Linked DNA regions of Homo sapiens: region 2 is linked to region 1. A link is a contact called in ENCODE Hi-C or POLR2A ChIA-PET data. All regions are on one chromosome and are shown on one strand. Each heading gives the region's core, a stretch centred on a gene start or an enhancer-like site at or near the end of the contact. The rest is flanking DNA. Distances are from core to core; before and after follow the strand shown.

Evidence for each region. A loop is a pair of places that touch in the nucleus more often than their neighbours do. ChIA-PET counts read pairs that join two places held with the same protein, here RNA polymerase II (POLR2A). Pooled maps may share reads with other maps.
Region 2: a pooled map shows a loop between it and region 1 (4-fold over the local background). The contact joins two enhancer-like sites. A Hi-C loop is called at or near these places in 2 of 50 pooled maps. POLR2A ChIA-PET finds 5 or more read pairs at or near these places in 4 of 52 experiments (MCF 10A, activated T-cell, endothelial cell of umbilical vein and 1 more).

Annotation. Positions count from the first base shown.
Region 1 is chr13:113,949,472-113,954,857 of GRCh38, reverse strand. It overlaps C13orf46 (chromosome 13 open reading frame 46), which reads left to right. Exons shown (of 7, transcript NM_001365455.2): 7 at 1-1,153. Among named protein-coding and RNA genes, the nearest start is that of C13orf46, 22 kb to the left of the region's middle. Within about 2 kb of position 3,582, at least 4 of the 41 ENCODE cell types and tissues checked have a DNase peak (open chromatin) inside an H3K27ac peak, as active enhancers do.
Region 2 is chr13:114,255,954-114,261,540 of GRCh38, reverse strand. CDC16 (cell division cycle 16) reads right to left here. Exons shown (of 18, transcript NM_001078645.3): 13 at 4,311-4,463; 14 at 2,143-2,206. All of the region lies in intron 2 of LOC105370384 (a long non-coding RNA gene), which reads left to right. Among named protein-coding and RNA genes, the nearest start is that of MIR548AR, 14 kb to the right of the region's middle. Within about 2 kb of position 1,385, at least 5 of the 41 ENCODE cell types and tissues checked have a DNase peak (open chromatin) inside an H3K27ac peak, as active enhancers do.

The sequences.
Region 1 (5,386 bases), core at 2,333-4,832:
CTCCTCATCTCCACCGGATGCTCCTCATCTCCACCGGATGCTCCTCGTCTCCACCAGCTGCTCCTCGTCTCCACCAGCTGGAGGACTCCAGCCCCTTCCTGCCCTGGCCTCTTGCTCAGTGGCTTGTTGGGTGGGGACAGAGGCCCCTGGGGCACAGCAGGGGAGGCTCAGCCCTTTGTGGGCCTCGTGTGAGCTGCAGCTCCTGGAAGCACCCCCACCAGGCAGGAGTGAGAGGTGCAGGGCAGGGATGGAGCATCTGCTGTGTCACCAAAGTCCCTGCAGGAGCCAGGAGCACGGTGGACGCAGCTGAGCCCCGGCTGTGACTGCGAGAGCAACAGAGACTGTGGTGCTGGCACTAGGATCTGTCCCTGGAGGGAAGCCACATGCTCCCCACTCAGAGGAGGAGAGGGAGTCTTCCTAGGGGTGTGGGGGGCTCCAGGACATGCCTGTAAGACGAGTTTCACCAGAATCCACCCAGAGCCCTCTCGTTCAGACACGCACACGTGCATATTCATATGTACACAGCACATACATGCTCGTACATACCACACATGTGCACAGGAGGGCACGGGCAGGTGACCTGCAGCATCTCTGATCCGGGTGTCTCTAAGGCAGTCAGAGGCCACAGGCGGAGATGCTGTGTGCACTGTCTATTCCCGTGGAGACACATGGGGGCCGTCCCTGTGGTGCACATGATAATGCAGAGGCTCCCAGAGGGTGAGCTCTGCCCATCACTCAGCCAGGGAGGGAGGGGCCCTTTTCAGGGAGCCGCATGCCACGCAGAGCTTGTCCCACTGGGTAGTTTCCTCTGATCAAAGTGGGGCACCATCCAGGCTGCAGAGAGAAAGGGGACCCCCCAAAGCCAGCACCCACCCTTGACTGAAAGACACCACAGAAGATAAGTGCCCATCGGCCCCAGAGTCATCATTTCCCAGACAACCGGAAATGGGCCCTGGACGGGCTGTCCTGGACAGGCTGCCGGGCAGTTGGGTGTGACTCAGTTGCGGCCTCCAACTGTGCCAACCAGAAAGGCACCCAGAGAAGCTTCCGGAAATACGGTTGGTTTGTCCCCTTGGTGGGGCAGGAGGCGGCAGCTCTGCCGGGTGGCTCCCAGCACCCTCCCCCACAGAGCAAACATCGGCATGAGTCTGTCCACCCGTGTATTCGTCCTGTCGCCGCGTGTGGCTGGCCTCATTCTGGGTATGCTGGCGGCAGCCACCTCTAGGACAGGGAGGTCCCATGGCTCTGCAGACACAGGAGCTTGGCAGTGGCTTAGCTGTTAGAATGTGAGCCTTCCAGAGTCAGACGCGCCTTTGCCTTCTGTTGGGCTCTGAGCTCATTTCCTCAAACCCAGGGTAATTCTGTTCCTCCTTCACTGTCTGGTGGGGTGGGGGTCACAGTGTCCGGGGGAAGAGCTGATCAGGGCCAGTGCTGGGGTGGGAAGGGCTGACTCCTGGGACCCCGGAGAGGTGATTGTTGCCACGGGGGGTAAAGTTCCACGTGCTGCTCCTCTGAGCCTTGATTCTGGGCACTCCAGGGCGGCCAGGCCTGGCTCACACCTTCCTACCTCAGGGAGATTTCCGTGGCGCAGGCACACGCCCTGTGGGATGTGAGTGGCCACCTGGCTTGGGCCCCAACTCCCATCAGAGAAGCGGGCAGGTCCCGAGCGAGCTGTTCAGGGCACTCAGCAGCCACACACCCAAGGAATGGGGCTGCCTTGTGCCAGGCCGGGGGTCTGGGGAAGGGCTCAGTGGGCGCTGAACTCAGAGGGTCCTGGCAGCGGCAGTCAGCGTCCAGGATGGTCAGCGGTGAGGCCAAGCCCCGTCTTAGTGGAGGGGACGAGGCTGGGCTTTGGAGACTGTGGGGAGCAGGAGACATCCCTGAGGAAACAGGTCTACGCGCCGCAGAGCCCGAGAGCAGCTCCTGCCACGTGGTTGATGCTGCTGAGGCCGGGGGCTGCCTCTGCCCCGCCGCCCCGCCCAGCATGAGCGTGTTCCTGCTGCTGCCCGGCCCGTTGGGCTGAGAGGCTCAGGCAGCAGCGCTGGGGTCGATGGAGTGGACCAGGCAGGGGCCCAGGGCAGGAACCCCCTGTAGATGCACAGCCCTGAGCTCAGCAAATCAGCTGTGGTGACATCCAGGGAGGGGTGGAAGCCCAGGCTCCCCCTAGAAGGACGCTGCCCTTGGCCTTCAGTCCTATGGGGCACAGATGCCGCCTGGGCTTTCTAGGGCCGGCCAGTGGTCCTGGGGTGGTGGCCCCCGTTGCCCCAGGCCCAGTCTGCCTCAGTTTTATCCTCAGTCCCCACTGGCCCCTGACCTGTGCAGATTCCAGTAAGTGAGCGAGGCTGTCAGAGCCCTCCCAGGCTGGGGGAGATGGCCCAGCCCCACATGGTGCCTGCACCTCCGAGGTGGCCCCCTTGGAACCCAGCCCTGAGCAGGCGGGAGCGGCGGCCACACAGCGGCCCTGGGCAGGCGGGAGCGGCAGCCACACAGCGGCCCTGGGCAGGCGGGAGCGGCGGCCACACAGCGGCCCTGGGCAGGCGGAGGGGTGGCCACACAGCGGCCCTGGGCAGGCGGGAGCGGCGGCCACACAGCAGCACAGACCCTGAGCCGGCGCAGTTCCTCCAGCCACGCCAGCTACACCTTGGCTGTGTCCCTGCCGGGCTCCAAACACCTGTGTCCGTGCCACTGGCCACCTCTTCCCTGCCGTGTCACCCCCACCCCTGCCAAGTGTTCTGTGTGTTTTCACTGCAGGTGATGTGGGAAAGGGCGAGTCTCAGTTCAACGTTCTGGTTCCTTGGGGGCTGTCGGAACAATCGTGTGTTCTTTCCAGAGTTTTCTCTGTCTGGGTTTAGATGCCCACACACGGGACCATGTATTCAATCCCTGTGCATATAGATGGTGCCATATACGGAGAGAGGCATAGGTTGTCTTACGAGAGTGGGGTCGCGTTGCACTGTGGCCCCTGCCAGGCCCTGTCCGGAGTGCTGAACACAGAGCAGCAGGTGCCGCCGGTCCCCAGCCTCTTGGAGCCCCGTTCCCTCTGGGCGTCGTAGACAGTCGAGTTCAGCACATCTCTACGTGGAGTTTCGCAAAAAAGGCAACCACTTTGAAATGGGAGGGCCGCAGCGCCATGGCCTGGCGACGCCTGTGAGTGACTACAGTGGGGCCTGGAGGAGGAGCAGGGGGATGAATGCAGCCTTGGGGCAGGCGCTGGGGCCTGGAGGAGGCTTGGGGAGCAGGGCATGGGGGGCGGGGAGCGAGTGCAGCCTTGGGGCAGGCGCTGGGGCCTGGGCCTGGCTGGGCCCCTCTATGCCTTTCAGTCTTGAGGTCTGGAAACCCGGCCGGGATCTCCCCCGAGTGGGCAGTGCTGTTGGTGGCGGCGGGGGGGAGTGGTGCTGGCACTGTGTGGCCGGGCAGAGCCGAGGCCAAAGCAGTTCCATCCACACGCAGTCCACGAAGGGACGTCGGGCGCCTCCCACAAGCAAAGGCCCCGCCCGGCTCCAGCCCGGCCCGCAGGGACGACCTTGCCCTTCTTTCCTCCCTGGCCAACAGCACCACCCCGTGGGGGCCCCGGTGCTGAGGGCTCAGGCTGCCTGTTTCCGTCCTGGAAACCACAGACACCCGAGATCCAAGCAAGGAAGGCAGGATTTCCATACCTCCTCCCCAGCTGAGCATTCGCTGGAGGGGGACGGGGCTGTCACTACGTCCCTTATGATGATCACCTCATAGAGGCTGGGCCTCCCCACACCAGGACCACACGCCCATGAGGGCCCCACAGGCCTCAGCCTAGAGAGCCCCCATGGGAAACCCTGTGCTGTGAATGGTGTGGAAATTCCCCTGTGTCCTTCCCACGTGACCCCACAAAACCCTCAGCCGTGGACATCCCGAGTTCCTCTGAACGCCCGGCCTTCCCAAGCCTCGCCAGCGCCACGGACATCCCGGGGCCCCGGGGAAGGGTGGCTCTGCCGGGAGACAGGGTCTTCTCTCTGGCTCTGGTTCTGAAGGCTGTGGTGGGTGCAAGGTTCACCAGAGACGGCAGGACTCCCGTGCCCTGGAGCGGGAGGGAGTCTCTCCTGTGTCTCCCCTGGGCGCCGGCTCCTGCTGAACCCCAGACCCAGCTGTGGGAGAAAGCTGCCCAGGGCCCTGCAGGAGAGGCGGGGCCAGCCCTGGTGCACACAGGGGCAGAGGCACCTGGGCTGGTCTGGGCTGGGAGGTCAACTCTCCGTGTTGCAATGCTGTGTCCAGGTCTGAAAAGGGCAATGTGAAAGCAACTCCTCAGGGACAGAAGCCAGGCCACTCTGGGGAGAGGCAGGACACAGCCCTTCTGGCCCTGAACACCTTGAGGGGCAGGCAGGGGGTGATGACCCCACTCTACAGATGGGAGCACCGAGGTGCCCAAGGCAGGGGGTGAGGACCCCACTCTACAGATGGGAGCAGTGAGGTCCCCAAGGTGGGGGTGATGACCATATTCTCCAGATGGGAGCACCGAGGTCTCTGAGGCAGGGGGTGATGACCCCACTCTACAGATGGGTGCATTGAGGTCCCTCAGGCAAGAGTGATGACCCCACTCTACAGATGGGAGCACCGAGGTGCCCGAGGCAGGGGGCGAGGACCCCACTCTACAGATGGGAGCACCGAGGTTCCCAAGGCAGGGGGTGAGGACCCCACTCTACAGATGGGAGCAGTGAGGTCCCCAAGGTGGGGGTGATGACCATATTCTCCAGATGGGAGCACCGAGGTCTCTGAGGCAGGGGGTGATGACCCCACTCTACAGATGGGTGCATTGAGGTCCCTCAGGCAAGAGTGATGACCCCACTCTACAGATGGGAGCACCGAGGTGCCCGAGGCAGGGGGCGAGGACCCCACTCTACAGATGGAAGCACTGAGGTCCCCGAGGTGGGGGTGATGACCGTATTCTCCAGATGGGAGCACTGAGGTCTTTGAGGCAGGGAGTGAGGACCCCACTCTACAGATGGTTGCACTGAGGTCCCTCAAGCAAGAATGATGACCCCACTCTACAGATGGGAGCACCAAGGTCCCCAAGGCAGGGGGCGATGGGAGCACCAAGGTGCCTGAGACATGAGTGATGACCCCACTCCACAGATGGGAGCACCGAGGTCCCTCTGTGGGCAGCTTGGGGCCAGGCACAGGACTGGCAGAGGCTGGGAGCACAGCTTGTCGGGGCATCTGCGGGTGTGAGGGCCTGACACTGTCTTCAGGGCTTAGCCTTTGTTCTCCCTGCAAGAGGGGACAGAATGCCCTTTGTCTTTGTAAATCTATGCCCTGCTTTAGGCAAAAAGAGGAATCCGGAGAGCACTCCTGGACCTGTTTCTTCTTAATCGTCTTCATCTCAAAGGCCCTTCCTGTTTTGGGGAGTCACACACAC
Region 2 (5,587 bases), core at 136-2,635, 310 kb before region 1:
GTGCACCACACACCACACCCATCTCTCCCTGGCCATCCCAGCCCCTGACCTCACTGCTTCTGAGTGCCCCTCCAGTCAGTGAATGGCACCCCCACCCCCTCTGACCCTTCCATGAGGCACACCAGGGCTGGTTCCTTCTAATTGCTAGGCATAACTCCAACCTATTTAGTCCTCACCTTCCTCATTAACAGAGTCAAATCTGGGCCCCAATCATAAAAGTCTGACCGGGTTGTTTCCTTCTTAAATCCCTTTTGTTTTCCCATTCTCCTCAGGATAAGGCACAAACTCTTTCATTCTGGGCCTTTAGTGATCCACACTTAACCCTCCTGACCCACTCCTTGACATTCTCTGTGAACTCAAAATCCAAGCCATAATGAATTAGCTCCAATTTTTGCAAACACTGGAATACCCTTGCCCTAATTTTTGCCTAGCTGATGTCTGATGACTTTCAGGACTGAGGTGTATGCAAAAGGCTCATTTCTGGGTGAACTGCCTTTCTCTGTGGGCACCTTTAGTTCCTCAATTGCACCGTATTTTCACTGTCAATTTACGTACTTACATTCGCCAGTTGATCTGAGGTCAGGAAATAGTAAACTCATTCCCCTTTGCATCCCAAGGCCTAGCTCAGAGCCTATGGCATGGCTGACACTCATTAAATATATGTCAACTAAATGAATGAACAGACCTGAGCCACAGATTCTCTAACTCTATTGAGACCAGTTCTAGGAGGCACAGCCCATGTGAATGAAAAACAAATCATTTAATGACTCTTAGGCATGACTGTTTCTCTTTGACATTTGCTGCAGTTTCTAATAAAGTCAATATTTTCCCCCTCTTCGTATAACTTTTTAATGAGCATTTTGACATTTCAATAGTGTTGTGCTTTCATACTTAAAACCATTAAGTTTCTGTAAGACTCTAAATTTAGTGCCCCTTAATCATCAAAGAATACAGGCTCAACTTAAGTATGGTTTAGGAAAGTGCTTCTCAAAACTTTTCTGTGCGTGATAATCCCCTGGGCATCACGCTAAAACTGCAGATTTTGATTCAGTTGGTCTGAGATTCTGCACTTCTAGCAGGCTTCTAGGTGATGCTGATGCTGCTGAGCCCGTCTGGGGCATAAGGCAGTCACTTCTTAGAAAACTGACAAGGTGGCAAGTGGCAATCCCCTATTAACAAAACACTTGGATTATCCAGAACTACCCAAGACTATGCGACAGAGGCACCTGCTTTATATACACGCATGTGCAAACACAGAAATAGTGTTTATAAGTTCAGATGACATGAGAGACCAAAGTAAACAAAGCTGTGTCTATGGGGACAGGCAGATCGCTTGGCAGGGAGGCAAAGCTGTGTCTGTAACAGCAGAGAGAGCTAACAGCCAAGGGAGAAGAAAACTGTGGGCAGGTGTGCACAAACAGTAACAGCAGGAAGCTGAGAAGTGAAAATCAGAATAGAATGAAACAAAACAGGCACGAATGAAACAGAAGAGCATCATGCAAATCTCTTACTATGCAAGTTTATGGTATCTAAAACTGTTACTACTTTTAAGTAATATCAGTATATACACATCCTTGATAATTGTTAGGTTAACTCATAAGCACCAATTCACGGGATCGTTCATACAACAGAAGCAGTCAAATATTTTAAAATGGAAAGGCCCAAATACACACTCAGTATGCAGTAACAGCAACAAAAGGTGTGAATTTCAGTAATACCTATCCCATCCCTATCCTTTCAGAAGTGGGACCTGCTGCTATACTTTATTTACCCTTCAGTCAAAGAAGCTCTCTGAAGTTCTAGAGGAATATTACATCTGACGCTACAGTGCCCAATTGTTTCCGTGACCCAATGACTATTCCTAGCTTCAAATAATCACCCAATCTATTCTGATGCCTCTCACGTTTCAAAGCTAGAGCCCATTTAAGAAGCAAACGCCAACACTTGCCCTCTTAGGGAAAAAACTCATTTCTTACCATGTGGTAAAACAGTTAACTGACAATGCAAACATTAACAGCCGCTTGTTATGAAAATATCAGGTTACTATCTTCGAAGGCAAGAGATTTCTGTGTTGTTTTCCTCATTTAACAGTAAACACTCAGGGGTGTATATGTGTATATTTACAGGTACTACAAAGAATACCTCGTTCCCAATTGCTTTAATTTTTTCCAAAGCATCAAGAAACCATTTTTCGGCTGTTTTCCATCTAAAATGAAAGGAAAAAAGGTTGCAGATTATTCGAAATTAGCAAATATAAACTTTAAAAAAATTTTTGATTACCTTTCTAGTAGTACTAAAATGCAATGGGGTAAACTGCTGGAAATAATTATAAAAATTCAAAGTTAAGTCACAAATGATTAATTTTACGGCATTAATATCAAGAGTTCAAGATTTCAAGATTTTGGGAGATACAGTATTTATATTCCTTTTTTTTTTTTTTTTTTTTAAGAGTCTCACTCTGTTACCTAGGCTGGAGTGCAGTGGTGCGATCTCAGCTCACTGCAGCCTCTGCCTCCCGGGTTTAAGTGATTCTTGTGCCTCAGCCTCCTGACACAGCTGGGATTACAGGTGTACAACACCATCCCTGGCTAATTTCTGTATTTTTAGTAGAGATGGGGTTTCGCCATGTTGCACATGCTGGTCTCAAACTCCTGGCCTCAAGCAATATGCCCATCTCGGCCTCCCAAAGTGCTGGGATTACAGACGGGAGCCACCGCACCCAACCACAGTATTTATGTTCTATAAAGTCACTGTGTACACTGAGTTAGCAAATATTGAACCGCGGCTGCCAGGGGAAATACAGTTAGATTCCTGCAATTCTCTGGTCACATTTTCTCTAATTGATCAATGCGTAACCTTGTTTTATGTGTGTTTCTATTTAAAGACGTCTTATTTGATACATATTGTTGATTCATCAATATTGAAGTCAGGGCCAGCAGCACTATAAATACTGATGCCTGCTTGAATGAAGCTTCTCTAATACATGTGTTTCCTCTGTAACACAAAAGTGTATCACAATTAACACTAGATAGCATTTCACTAAGCTTGGGGATTATTTCAAAACAGTGAAATCATCAACAAAAAGCACAAAAATGTGAAAACTGTGGCACTAAATAGACCACAAGAAGTACACTGGTTTATAGTTGAACTGGGAAAAAAGGCAGAGCGTTGCCTTCTTAGACTCCAGCTGGAAGTGTGTGTGCCAGGAGACCCAGCTTTCTCCCAGCCCTGGGCATGTCTGCCAATGGCTCAGAAAGCACCTCAGGAACTGATTTGGCGGTTACAAATAAATTTTAATGAGTAGGCAAATTCGCAAATACTGATGATTACTGTATTATATTAAAAGATTACTATTTATTTTAAAGCTTCAAACTTTTAAAAAATACCTAGATAACCCATTTTTTAGAACACATACATGCCATAAATGACACTGTAGTAGTATTAATACTAATTTACAGCCGAGCGTGGAGGCTCACACCTGTAATCCCAGCACTTTGGGAGGCTGAGGCAGGCGGATCACCAGGTCAGGAGTTCGAGACCAGCCTGACCAACATGGTGAAACCCTGTCTCTACTAAAAATACAAAAATTAGCCGGGCGTGGTGGTGGGCATCTGTAATCCCAGCTACTCAGGAGGCTGAGGCAGGAGAATCGCTTGAACCTGGGAGGCAGAGAATGCAGTGAGCTGAAAATGCGCCACTGCACTCTAGCCTGGGCAACACAGCGAGACTCCATCTCAAAAAAACAAAAACAAAAACCAAAAAAAACTGAAACTAATTTACCATTTTAAAATTTGTATATCATGAAATGCAAAGGATTACATACATTTTTCTCTTTGAGTATAACACCAAATCACTTATTCTACAAATATTCTAGAGTACAGTAAAGCCTACACTGACCAGGAATTAAATTTTCTGACTTACTAGTAACTAAATAGAAAACACTTTTGTTTCAAAAACCATGTCAAATTCTTCTCAAATACGTAAATTCAACTCCTTATCAACACAGAGATAACTAAGGATTCCACAGTGCCCCCAGCCACACTGTGGGGTATGTGTAATCTGAACTGTCCAATCATGTAAGAAAAGAAGTGGTAGCTCAGATCAAAAAAAGACCAAAACCTGGGTTTAGAATTTTTAAGGAAATCCAAGATAACAGTTTCTCTCTTTTTTTTCTATCTCCTTCTCCTAAAATAGAACATTTAAAAGTACAAATCTACTGAAGAGTCGCTTTTGTCAGTGAACTCTAGTGATCACCTACTGTATTTACAATCACTAGTTAACAGAAGGGTTTCTGGTCTTCCAGTACTTACTCTCCATTCTGAAATGCAACCACGCCGACCTCATGCATAACAAAAGGGTCTTCCGGTGCAATGCTCAGAGCTTGGCTGAAGAACCTTTCAGCTAGTTTTGAGTTATTGGTCAAACCATATTCTAATCCAATATACAGCATAGGCAAATGACACCTAAAAAATTGGAAAATTTCACATATTCAACACCAAAAACTGTGATTTAGCAGAAATTAATCTGTCAACTTCAAATCCTATCTGCAAAATAATTTAAAGGTAGCCAAAACACAGCATTTACTTTTTTCTCTTAATTTACAAATATTTAATGAATGCCTAATGGGCTTTGGACTAATCAGCTGCCACTTCTAGAATCTATCTGCAACTTATTTACCTTTAATTTTCATTATTATTCCACAGTAAAAAAACAAAAACTCTCTAAAGCAAAAGGGCAGGTCTCTGTGGTGCTGTCTTCCTCCTTGATGCTAATGTCATGCCCCAGCCGACACTGGTCTTCCTCTTATTTACTCACCACCATTTATCCTTCAAGATTGGGTTCAACTTCTACTTCCCTTTATGAAGCTACCTCTGACTTTTCTAACATAAATGCTCTCCCTTCTGTGAATTCCCATTATAATCAGTTCTATGCAGAAGAGTTATGAATAATGCCCTGTGTATTGATTCAATTTTCCCACCTTCTGAGACAGTTCTAGGCAGAGTCAGAACTACTTTTTAATTGAATTTTCATCTGTTCACACGATTGGGATCAGTGATTGCATTAAAGCAAGTGTAATAAGACAATCTTTCCTTGATGATGATCTCAGAACATCAATAAATACTGATTGCTTGGTGTGTGCTTTGGTTCTAATCTAGAGTCATAACTCAAATTAAGATTATATCCTCTACAGAAGGTCATGACAAATTCTTTAAAAATATTTACACCTGGTAGAAGTACTTTCAAAATGGCAGCATAAGGACTCCAAAAATCTATTCATCCATAGAAGCAACAACAACACTGGCAAAAATTATCAAAACCAATTTTTTCAGAACTTTGGAAGGTAACCAAGCTCTTAAAACAATCTGAGGAGTGTATATTCAAGAAAAGATGGCTAAATCTCAGTAAGAACAACTTTGTGCTGCTTTAACTTGTCTTATTCCCATCTCCCTTTCCCTAGCTTTGCATTAACCTTAAAAACAAGCAGTCTCATAACAACAGCCGTTGTAAAGCCATTAGCCTAGCAGCCATTGGAGAAAGCAGAATTAATTTAGAGTTCCTCAAACACCCCACAGGGAACTGCTGCTAT